Linked DNA regions of Homo sapiens: regions 1 and 3 are each linked to region 2. Evidence: chromatin contacts called from ENCODE Hi-C or POLR2A ChIA-PET data. All regions are on one chromosome and are shown on one strand. The core of a region is the stretch at or near the end of the contact, and the rest is flanking DNA. Distances in the headings are between cores, read along the strand shown. Region 1 holds the start of PTGES3 (prostaglandin E synthase 3). Region 2 holds the start of CBX5 (chromobox 5). Region 3 overlaps STAC3 (SH3 and cysteine rich domain 3).

Region 1 (3,302 bases), core at 763-3,262, 2.4 Mb before region 2:
CTGTCACCAAGCTGGAGTACAGTGGTACAATCTAGACTCGCTGCAACCTGCGTCTTCCGGGTTCAAGAGATTCTCCCACCTAAGACTCCTGAGTACCTGGGATTATAGGCACACCACGCCCAGCTAATTTTTGTATTTTTAGTAGAGATGGGGTTTTGCCATGTTGGCCAGTCTGGTCTTGAACTCCTGACCTCGTGATCCGCCCGCCTCGGCCTCCCAAAGTATTGGGATTACAGGCGTCAGCTACTGCTCCTGGCCAAATATTTTGTATTTTTAGTAGGGACGGGGGTTTCACCATGTTAGCCAAGCTGGTCTTGAACTCCTGATCTCCAGTAATCCACTGGCCTCGGCCTCCCAAAGTGTTGGGATTACAGGCGTGAACCAGTGCGCCAAGTTAACTTCCTTTTTTTTTTTTTTTTTTTTTTGAGACCCAGACTCACTCTGTCGCCCAGGCTGAAGTGCAGTGGCGCGATCTCGGCTCACTGCAACCTCCGCCTCCCGGGTTCAAGCGATTCTCCTGTCTCGCTCTCCCGAGTAGCTGGGACTAGAGGCGTGTGCCACCACACCCGGCTGATTTTTTTTTATTTTTAGTAGAGACGGGGTTTCACCATGTTAGCCAGGATGGGCTCAATCTCCTGACCTCGTGATCTGCCCGCCTCTGCCTCCCGAAGTGCTGGGATTACAGGCGTGAGCCACCGCGCCCGGCCCCTTCCCTTTTTTTTTTTTTTTTTGACACAGGGTCTCACTCTGTCGCCCAAGTTGGAGTGCTCACTGCAACCTCCGCCTCCCGGGTTCGGGGTTCGAGCTATCCTCCCGCCTCATACTAGCTAGTATTTGGCATTACAGGCAAGTGCCACCACGCCCTGCTAATTAGTATTTTTAGTAGAGATGGGGTTTCACCATGTTGGGTGGGCTGGTCCTGAACTCCTGACCTCAGGTGATCCGCCCACCGAACTTCCCAAAGTACTGGGATTATAGGCGTGAGCCACGGGCGCCCCGCCCAATTTCCCTTTTTAATGGCATTTGAGCTAGGGTCCAGGTTTCGTAGCTCCCACTACCTGTCCTGCACAACACAGACACTAAATACCTTAGTGCTTATTATGAAGCCCCGTTCTTCAGAAAGGTTTTATAGCACTTTCGTTAAACCTCCTTCCTGTTCAAAATGCAGCGCACTAGAGTATTTTTCCCCAATCCACCGTTAAGCGGCTTCTTCTTAAGCAGGACTGTTTTGGGTCTCTTGGTTGCTACCCCTACTACACCCTACTAATATGTTGCACAAAGCGACGGGGAACCCCTTCTCCCCCAAACGATGTGCGTGGAAACACACAATGTCCTACTCTCTCCATTCCCAGAAACCTAGACTCTCCCCTCAAATACCTTTCCTGGCTCATCTACAGCACTAAGGTCTCAAGGTAGGGGCAAAAGCCCGCCCCAATTGGCAAATGCTCCTCCTCCGCCAAGAACCTCGAATTTCCGCTGTCCCTGGACAGAGCCTCCAACCTTCAGAAAAATGGCGAGGTGGACCCAGGCCCTTGATTCTGAAGTGAGCCCTTTTCCACAGCACAGGCTTTTTACAGGTTTTTGTGGTGGAATGATGACTCAGTGAGCTGATTTACTCCCTCAAGAGTAACCAACGCGCCATTTCAGTTCTCCAGGATCCCGACTCCGTGTCCCTCCGCCTCAGCCTTGCCTCCCACTGTCAACGCAACCGTTTCTCAGAGAAATCGCCGAAGGCGCATGGCAGGGCAGTTGGGCCACTAACGGTTTTCTAACGCGAGAAGACAGAGCGGGAGGAGAGGCGGGAACGCGTAGGGACTAGCAGGGGGCGGAGTGGGGGTGGGGTGGCGGACGAAGGGCGGGGCCGGCGCCAGGAAGGATCGCGAAGGAGCTGGGAGGCCCCGCCCTTTCCGTAGATATCTCTAGAAAGCCGCGCCGGAGCCCAAAAACAAGGACTGCGCACGCGCGGCGGCAAGGCCCGGGCATTTTGCTGCGTCACCAGCCGCCGCCCGGCCTCACCACCCCTCGTTTGCACGCACGCACGTTCATTCTCCGTCCTCGCGCCCCTTTTCCTACACTTTCCTCTTCTCCCCGACCGGAGGAGCCGCTCTTTCCGCGCGGTGCATTCTGGGGCCCGAGGTCGAGCCCGCCGCTGCCGCCGTCGCCTGAGGGAAGCGAGAAGAGGCCGCGACCGGAGAGAAAAAGCGGAGTCGCCACCGGAGAGAAGTCGACTCCCTAGCAGCAGCCGCCGCCAGAGAGGCCCGCCCACCAGTTCGCCCGTCCCCCTGCCCCGTTCACAATGTGAGTGCGACACCCCGCCGAGGGAAGGTCGCCGAGTGAGGCCGAGGCCGCGTTGGGGGCTCCCTGGAAGCGGCCCCCTAGCCTTTCTCGCATCGGTGGTGGCAGTCGTTCCTGCCTGGGGGCGGGAGGTCCAGGATCCTTGTTCCGGTTACCGTTGGCGGGTGGAGGACATTTTTCCTCCAGATGTCTGCTTCCCCCACCCCTGAACCGTTCCTTGGCTTCCCCATGCCGGAAATCCTACTTTTACCCCTTTGGCTGTCTGGGTTACTCGCCTCTTTCGGTAACTTCACCCTAGGCCTTAAGCTCCCGGTAGCTGCTCGCCATGCGGCGCCCTGAAGCGTGAACCTTCGTGGGTCGCCTCTCGGCTGCTTGGGCGCTCCGGTTCTGTTGCTTTGTGGTCCCGGGGCCAGGCCCTGAGTCGAGTGCACCTGTGGTGGGTGCCGCCAGGTGCCTGGCGGAGCTCCTGGGAGAGCCCCACGCGGACCTCGCCGTGAGCTGCAGGTACTGCTAGGCAACTAGAAGGAAGCCATGCCCACGCCGCAACATACTTCCCTCTCCAGTGTCTGGGTTTCTTGAGTGTGGGTACTTCCAGTCCGCCTCCTAACTCCAGTCTCTTGAAAACACGGGAGGTTGCCAAAACTCAGCCGCTTCCCTGGCAGCGAGGAGGAGTTACCATTGAGCAGGTAGTTCCGCACGTGTCGACTTTGGAAAGATACGGACATTTTCTGTGTTTCATGTTCTACTTGAGGTGAGGTTTCACTATCTTGTTACAGTGTAGGATGAAATAGGTATGTAGTAGGCATTTAATTAACCTACAGTCGTCCCAAAGATCTTAAATTTGTGTGGAGGTGAATACAGATTCTATGGCAGTCTTCATTTTACGATGATAAAGGAAAGCCTTGGCGATTTTAACCGGTAAGAATTCTTGGCACTGCCGCGTACAGTGGGAACTGCCGGTTTTACAGGGTTTTTTTTTTTTTTTTTTTTTTTTTGACGGGAGGTTA
Region 2 (3,303 bases), core at 676-3,175:
CTCGAATAAAAAATTTTGGTAAGTTTAGAAAACTCCCGAATCTTAAGTCCATAGCAGCACATATCCAAGTAAGTTTAAGAAGAAGAAGAAAAAAAACCCACTCACTTCTCTGGAGACAGCTCTCTTTGGTTCCACAACTCTTCCATCCACCTTGTGTGGCCTTGCATTCATAGCTGCATCCACCTCCTCCACAGTGGCATATGTGACAAACCCAAAGCCCCTGGAGCGCTTGGTGTTTGGATCTCTCATTACCTGAGAACAGTGTTAATTTATGTAACACAAAGTCTGACCGCAAAAGCTTTTGTCATTTTAACTTTGAATAGGGCAATAGGAAACTTTACACCAGCCTTTTATAAAAAGTCGTCCAGTTTCCCACTACCCTAGATTTAAGAGGTAGCTTTTAAAATCAAAGCAGGACGTTCCTTTGCCAACAAAGCTCTAACTATAATGCTATTAACTACTTTCATAAGCATTCGGAGAAGACTGCACCAAGATAAGCCAAGGAAATCGGCTGTTTTACTGCTTTGTCCCTTCCAAATCTTACCACACAGTCCGTGAGCGTTCCCCATTGCTCAAAATGGCTCCTCAGGCTCTCATCAGTTGTTTCAAAGCTCAACCCTCCAATGAAGAGCTTCCTCAGCTGTTCGGGCTCTTTAGGAGACTAGAGTGGGGGGAGGGGGAAGTGTTAAATGGGCTACAACACGAAACAATTTCCATCGAGGAAAAGAAAAACTAGACACCAACTGTGTACCTAGCACTTATTGTTCGTTCAGGTCGCAACAAGACACGTGCTTCTGCCTATCAAGGGAGGCCGTATGCTGGAGTTGGGAGTGCTAGGAAATCGCAAGCGCATGCGTCCCTAGTCGCCTTCCGACGCACGCGCAACAAAGGCTTGGGCGGTAGGGGTGCATCTCCACAATGGGACTAATCGCTCTTTAGAAAACTCGCTCACCAAGGCAAGGTTTAAAAAAAGACAAAGATCCTGTGTGCCTAAGAATTTTGCTACGAGTAACGAGTCCCGCATGATAACTCATGGTTGGCGGAGAGCGGCCTCATGGCGATCAAGAGGACAAAATGGCGACTTGAACTTTGGGAGGGGTAGGCCGTGGCAGCGACCGAAGGAACTGTAGAATGGGCTGGTGCAAGGAACGAAACCCAGCAGCATCTTACCGATTCAGGAAAGGGAGAGGAAAAAATTCAAGTGGGAAAGCGCGCCTAACTCACCTCTGACTTAGACATGACGGCAGGGTGAAGAGAGACTTTAACGATGCTTCTTCGGCGGCGTCCACGGGCAGAAAGGAGCAAGCTGACGAACGTATCTGCCAGCCTACCTTCGCCCTCTCTTTTTTACCCCGCCTCCTCGCTTTCGGCATTGGTAGACTCCGCCCTGGAACAGCTCTGATTGGATACTTGAAATCGCTTCCCCCTGCTATTGGCCTGTGGTGCCACATTGCTGTGTAACGTCATTCCTTCGGTCGTTCTACGCCGTCTCCACCCCTTGGAGTCCATTGGTTCCCGAGTAATGTTATTGTTAACCAGTCTGATTGGCCAACCGACCAATCATTCACATTTGAATCTACCTTGGGTGTTTAACATCTTTTTAATCTTCCACGCGCAAATATTACAGTCAAGTCGCTTGGCAAAGCATGATTAACACTATGTATTAGACAAGCAGCCAGGAGGTAACAATTTTTTTGCAATGAACTCTTGTTGACCGCACGTGTAGTAAAATGGCGAGTTTTGCGCAGGCGCATTAAGAAGTTCCACCTGCCTCTGAGAACACGTGAAATGGCGGGCAGGAGTAGGCAGTGAACCTACGGCGCCTGCGTGTTGGCGGGAGTTTGTCCTAGCTTTGCGCATGCGTAGTGGGCGGAGAAAAAAGGTCCGGTCCCAGGATTGGTTGCGCAGGCGCAGGGAAGGATCCGTTTTGGCGGGCGGTTGGCGTTGCGCAGAAGGCGGCGGCGGTGGTGGCTTGTGGTGCGGCCTCACCATACAGGAACAGGGCAGACGTTAGCGTGAGTGATCACTCTCAATCCCGGGTAAGTGGCAGACAGTCTTATCTACCCATAGTAGGTCTTGAACTGACTCCATTTGGGCCCGTTATTGTGTGAAATGAATGGACGGCGGGGTGGGGGGATAGTGAAGGGGCAGCGGTGGGTCGGGCCAACCAATAGAAGAACAGGGGGCGGGATGTTTTAATCCCCGTAGGTTCTTTGGAGCTGTGCAGCCGAAGACTTTGACTGGCTTGTGTATAGGCCAATTGGGTCTGCCTTGAGCTGCCGACTGATCGGCCCTTGGGCCATCGGAATGTGGGAGACGGGTTTTCCCCTTCTGAGCAGCGTCTCACTGAGCCAGTGAGCAGGAAGCGCGCGGTAGGTTGGGCTTCTCCAGGAGGCAGCGGTTTGACTCCAATGGGGAATGCGGGATCGGGCGGTTAAACGGATGGAACGAATCTGGAACCAGTAGACGGACAGCCTAAGGAAAGCGCTGGGACCAGTCGTCCAATCGGCTCTCCAAAAGAGGGAGGTCTTCGATTTGGGGTTGTGAGGAAGGGGAGTCGGTGCCTGTAATGGCGTGTGAGGGTGGATGTTTTATCCACGATGACTTCTCTAACGAAGCCTTTAGGCCTCAGTCCCATACACCTCCTTGAAAGCGTAAGTTTGCTCCTGTATTCCTCGACTTGAGCATTTTTCCCCCGCCCCCTCACCACTTGAGGTTTGGGGAACAGGAGTTGTTTTTTTTTGTTTGTTTGTTTTTAAATAATACTTTCAGAAGTCGCTTCTTTAGGAAGACTGTTAAAATGTTAGAACGAATGGGAGAAATCTCTATGTACTGTCATGGAAAGGCGTTCAAGAAATATCTCCTTCCTGATAGTGCATATTTCTACTGACAAATATGTTTGTAGGTCCACAGAAAAGTTTTGGAAAGCTACACACCAAAGTGTCAATCCTAGGGACACAGTAGGATCGAGGCAGATTAGATCTTTAATGTTTAAAACTTTGCAAGGTTAATAATTTGTGATTAAAATTAAATAAAAAATGAAGTCGATTGTTTTGTGTTTCTAGTCATAATCACATACTTACAACCCCTTTTCTGTTTTATGTAATCCATGTGCCCAGTGCTTTTATTTTAGTCTCTTTCTCCCGGGAACTTTCATATATTTCTTTTCTTTACACCATTGAAGATATCCTAAAGTCCCTCTTTTTGCTGTTCCTTTGAGGATATCTGACTTTGGAATAAAAAAGAAACAAAGAGGGTAATATTTAGGGTTCTGGGGACAGAAGATTCATCCATCACCTGGAT
Region 3 (3,073 bases), core at 201-2,700, 3.0 Mb before region 2:
GCTCACGCCTGTAATCCCAGCACTTTGGGAGGCCGAGGTGGGCAGATTACCTGAGGTCAGGAGTTCGAAACCTGCCTGGCCAACGTGGTGAAACCCTGTCTCTACTAAAAATACAAAAATAAAAATAAAAAATCCGGGTGTGGTGGTGCTCGCTTGTAATCCCAGCTACTTGGGAGGCTGAGGCAGGAGAATCGCTTGAACCCGGGAGGCAGAGGTTGCAGTAAGCCACTGCACTCCAGCCTGGGGGAGAAAGTGAGACCCTGTCAAGAAAAAAAAAAAAGGAAGGAAGGAAGGAAAGGAAGGAAGGAAGGGAAAAGAAAAGATAAATGTACATATCTGATCAAAAAAATCAACTGCAAAAAACAACTAGAAATCTGGCCTCAAACTTGTTGATATGGAGGTTGGACACAGATAAGGGATTTCTATGGAGTGAATTAATGACTTGTAAGGCACTAGCAATGTGATATGGCTGCTTCCAGAAGGGCTAACATACTCTTGGGTTATATTCTTTTAAGGGAATTATAAAAATTGTGCTGCTCTTTTTTTTTTTTTTTTTTTTTTTGAGATAGAGTTTCGCTCTTGTTGCCCAGGCTGGAGTGCAATGGCACGATCTCGGCTCACCGCAAACTCTGCCTCCCGGGTCCAAGCGATTATCCTGCCTCAGCCTCCCGAGTAGCTGGGATTACAGGCATGTGCCACCATGCCTGGCTAATTTTGTATTTTTAGTAGAGAGGAGATTTCTCCATGTTGGTCAGGCTGGTCTCGAACTCCCGACCTCAGGTGATCCGCCCACCTCGGCCTCCCAAAGTGCTGGGATTACAAGCATAAGCCACCGCGCCTGACCATGCTGCTCACTTTTTACTTACACACTGGAGTATTTTTAAAGGCTGACAGCATAGTCAAGGACCTGGAATCTGGTAGTGAATTCCCTGTTATTTAGCTACATTCAAGCAGAATGTGGGTGACCCACCTGATAGGATGTTTTAGGGAAAGTCCCTGCATGGCCGGGCACAGTGGGTCACGCCTGTAATCCCAGCACTTTGGGAGGCCGAGGCTGGTGGATCACGAGGTCAGGAGATTGAGATCATCCTGGCTAACACGGTGAAACCCCGTCTCTACTAAAAATACAAAAAATTAGCCGGGCGTGGTGGCAGGCGCCTGTAGTCCCAGCTACTCAGGAGGCTGTGGCAGGAGAATGGCGTGAACCTGGAGGCGGAGCTGGCACTGAGCCAAGATTGCGCCACTGCACTCCAGCCTGGGTGACGGAGGGAGACCCGTCTCAAAAAAAAAAAAAAAGTTCCTGCATTAGGCAGATGGCTGAACTAGATATTTCCTCCAAGGCCTCTTCCAACTCTGAGATCTCTGAGATCCCATTATTCTATAGTTCTCTGACCTGATTATAGACAGCCAGGGCATGTGTTCCCAAGACAGCGTCTCCCTAACTCTGGTGCCCCCTCCAGCCTGTAGCAGCCATGATGGAGGAGGAGCCAGAGTCGGCCAGACCAGAGGAAGGCAAACCCCAGGATGGTGAGTGTTACCCACCTCCATCCAGAGATGGAGTAGGATCAGAGGCTCAGCTGTGGAACAGAGGGTGGAGGAGCAAAGGGCAGGCCAGCTTTGGATAGACGAGGCCCTTCCACAAAAGGGTAAGAGAATAAGAATTGCCCTCCAGGAGACAGACAATTTGTTGGTGTTTCCTATCCCAGGAAACCCTGAAGGGGATAAGAAGGCTGAGAAGAAGACACCTGATGACAAGGTAAGAATCCTTCCTCCCTGCAAGGAACCCAGTTCTCTCCCCAACCCAGCTCTGACACCACTACTCATGGCCCTGGCAGAAGCTCACTCTTTAACTCCTAGGCTTCCCATCACTTCTGACCCACACTCTCCATCAACTTGCACACCCACCCACGACCAAAACACTTCTCTCAGTTCAGGGACCTAGAAGAGAGTTGGAGTGTAGAGTGTGTGGTGAATGTCCCTGCCTTGGAATCCTGCCCCTCAGTGTGGGGTAGAGGAGCCCTAAGACTCATCATTCCCTTGCACCCCCAGCACAAGCAGCCTGGCTTCCAGCAGTCTCATTACTTTGTGGCTCTCTATCGGTTCAAAGCCCTGGAGAAGGACGATCTGGATTTCCCGTGAGAGGCCTTGGGGCAGGGGGCTGGTACTGCGGAGTGAAGAGGAAAGAGCTGGGTTCCCCCAAGGGAAAGGAAAAGGGGGGACTCAGGGCTTGGAGCCTATTGATGCTGGACCCGGGGCACAGCAGGGGACCTGCTATGTGAGTGAGGCCCCTCCCTTCCCCTCCCAGGCCAGGAGAGAAGATCACAGTCATTGATGACTCCAATGAAGAATGGTGGCGGGTGAGAGAAATGGCTAGGGCTAGGGTGGAGTGTGGGTTGAGTCCAGAACCCGACATTGAGAGATGGACTCTCCCTACTATCTTCCCTAGGGGAAAATCGGGGAGAAGGTCGGATTTTTCCCTCCAAACTTCATCATTCGGGTCCGGGCTGGAGAACGTGTGCACCGCGTGACGAGATCCTTCGTGGGGAACCGCGAGATAGGGCAGATCACTCTCAAGAAGGACCAGGTAGGCTGTTGCCCCAACCCAATCCCAGGCCTGAATGCTCCCTAGCCCACCACACTCCTTGGAGAGCTTAACCATTAATAAGACTAGGGTGAGCCCCTGTAAACCCCGGCTCCCCTGCTGTCCTCTCCTACCTTTTCCTTTGATTCCTCTCCTACTTCTGATCCTTTAATCTTCTAGATCGTGGTGCAGAAAGGAGACGAAGCGGGCGGCTACGTCAAGGTCTACACCGGCCGCAAGGTGGGGCTGTTTCCCACCGACTTTCTAGAGGAAATTTAGGCGTGCGGGCGCCTGCAAGCGGGAGACACCCACACCCCATTCTGGGCGGGCCCAGTGGAGTTTGGGGAGGGGGGCGAAAGCAACGGGACTGCTGGGAGAGGAGGGGTAGGAAGGCCCGCCTGAGCGCGACGGGGCTTCCGGGAAGGGACTGGTTCTCGCCCCCTTCCCCAGCCTGGGGCCTCGGATACCTGCTGCCCAGAGCAGCCCGGACCC

What was found. Hi-C counts contacts between places; a loop is a spot of excess contacts on that map. ChIA-PET counts read pairs that join two places held with the same protein, here RNA polymerase II (POLR2A). Pooled maps may share reads with other maps.
Region 1: a loop to region 2 is called in a pooled map, with 24 times the contacts of the local background. The contact joins the promoter of PTGES3 here to the promoter of CBX5 in region 2. A Hi-C loop is called at or near these places in 2 of 37 single-sample maps with no recorded cell type and 9 of 50 pooled maps.
Region 3: a loop to region 2 is called in a pooled map, with 2.5 times the contacts of the local background. The contact joins the enhancer-like site here to the promoter of CBX5 in region 2. A Hi-C loop is called at or near these places in 3 of 50 pooled maps. POLR2A ChIA-PET finds 5 or more read pairs at or near these places in 2 of 52 experiments (HepG2 and T-cell).

Annotation. Positions count from the first base shown.
Region 1 is chr12:56,686,994-56,690,295 of GRCh38, reverse strand. PTGES3 (prostaglandin E synthase 3) reads left to right here and starts at 2,012. Exons shown (of 8, transcript NM_006601.7): 1 at 2,012-2,298. The coding sequence starts at 2,297. RefSeq lists enhancers at 24-549, 1,076-1,125, 1,602-2,127, 2,626-2,745, 2,856-2,905 and a silencer at 1,776-1,965.
Region 2 is chr12:54,278,744-54,282,046 of GRCh38, reverse strand. CBX5 (chromobox 5) reads left to right here and starts at 1,925. Exons shown (of 5, transcript NM_012117.3): 1 at 1,925-2,039. It overlaps HNRNPA1 (heterogeneous nuclear ribonucleoprotein A1), which reads right to left and starts at 1,321. Exons shown (of 11, transcript NM_031157.4): 1 at 1,225-1,321; 2 at 545-661; 3 at 106-252. The coding sequence starts at 1,239. SCAT2 (S-phase cancer associated transcript 2) reads right to left here. Exons shown (of 2, transcript NR_157844.1): 2 at 2,984-3,303. RefSeq lists enhancers at 42-800, 1,543-1,602, 1,613-1,702, 1,993-2,042, 1,561-2,320 and 1 more and a cis regulatory region at 226-2,526.
Region 3 is chr12:57,243,599-57,246,671 of GRCh38, reverse strand. It overlaps STAC3 (SH3 and cysteine rich domain 3), which reads left to right. Exons shown (of 12, transcript NM_145064.3): 7 at 1,461-1,527; 8 at 1,707-1,756; 9 at 2,050-2,135; 10 at 2,306-2,357; 11 at 2,447-2,584; 12 at 2,762-3,073. The coding sequence ends at 2,860. Among named protein-coding and RNA genes, the nearest start is that of STAC3, 6.1 kb to the left of the region's middle. Within about 2 kb of position 1,450, at least 2 of the 41 ENCODE cell types and tissues checked have a DNase peak (open chromatin) inside an H3K27ac peak, as active enhancers do.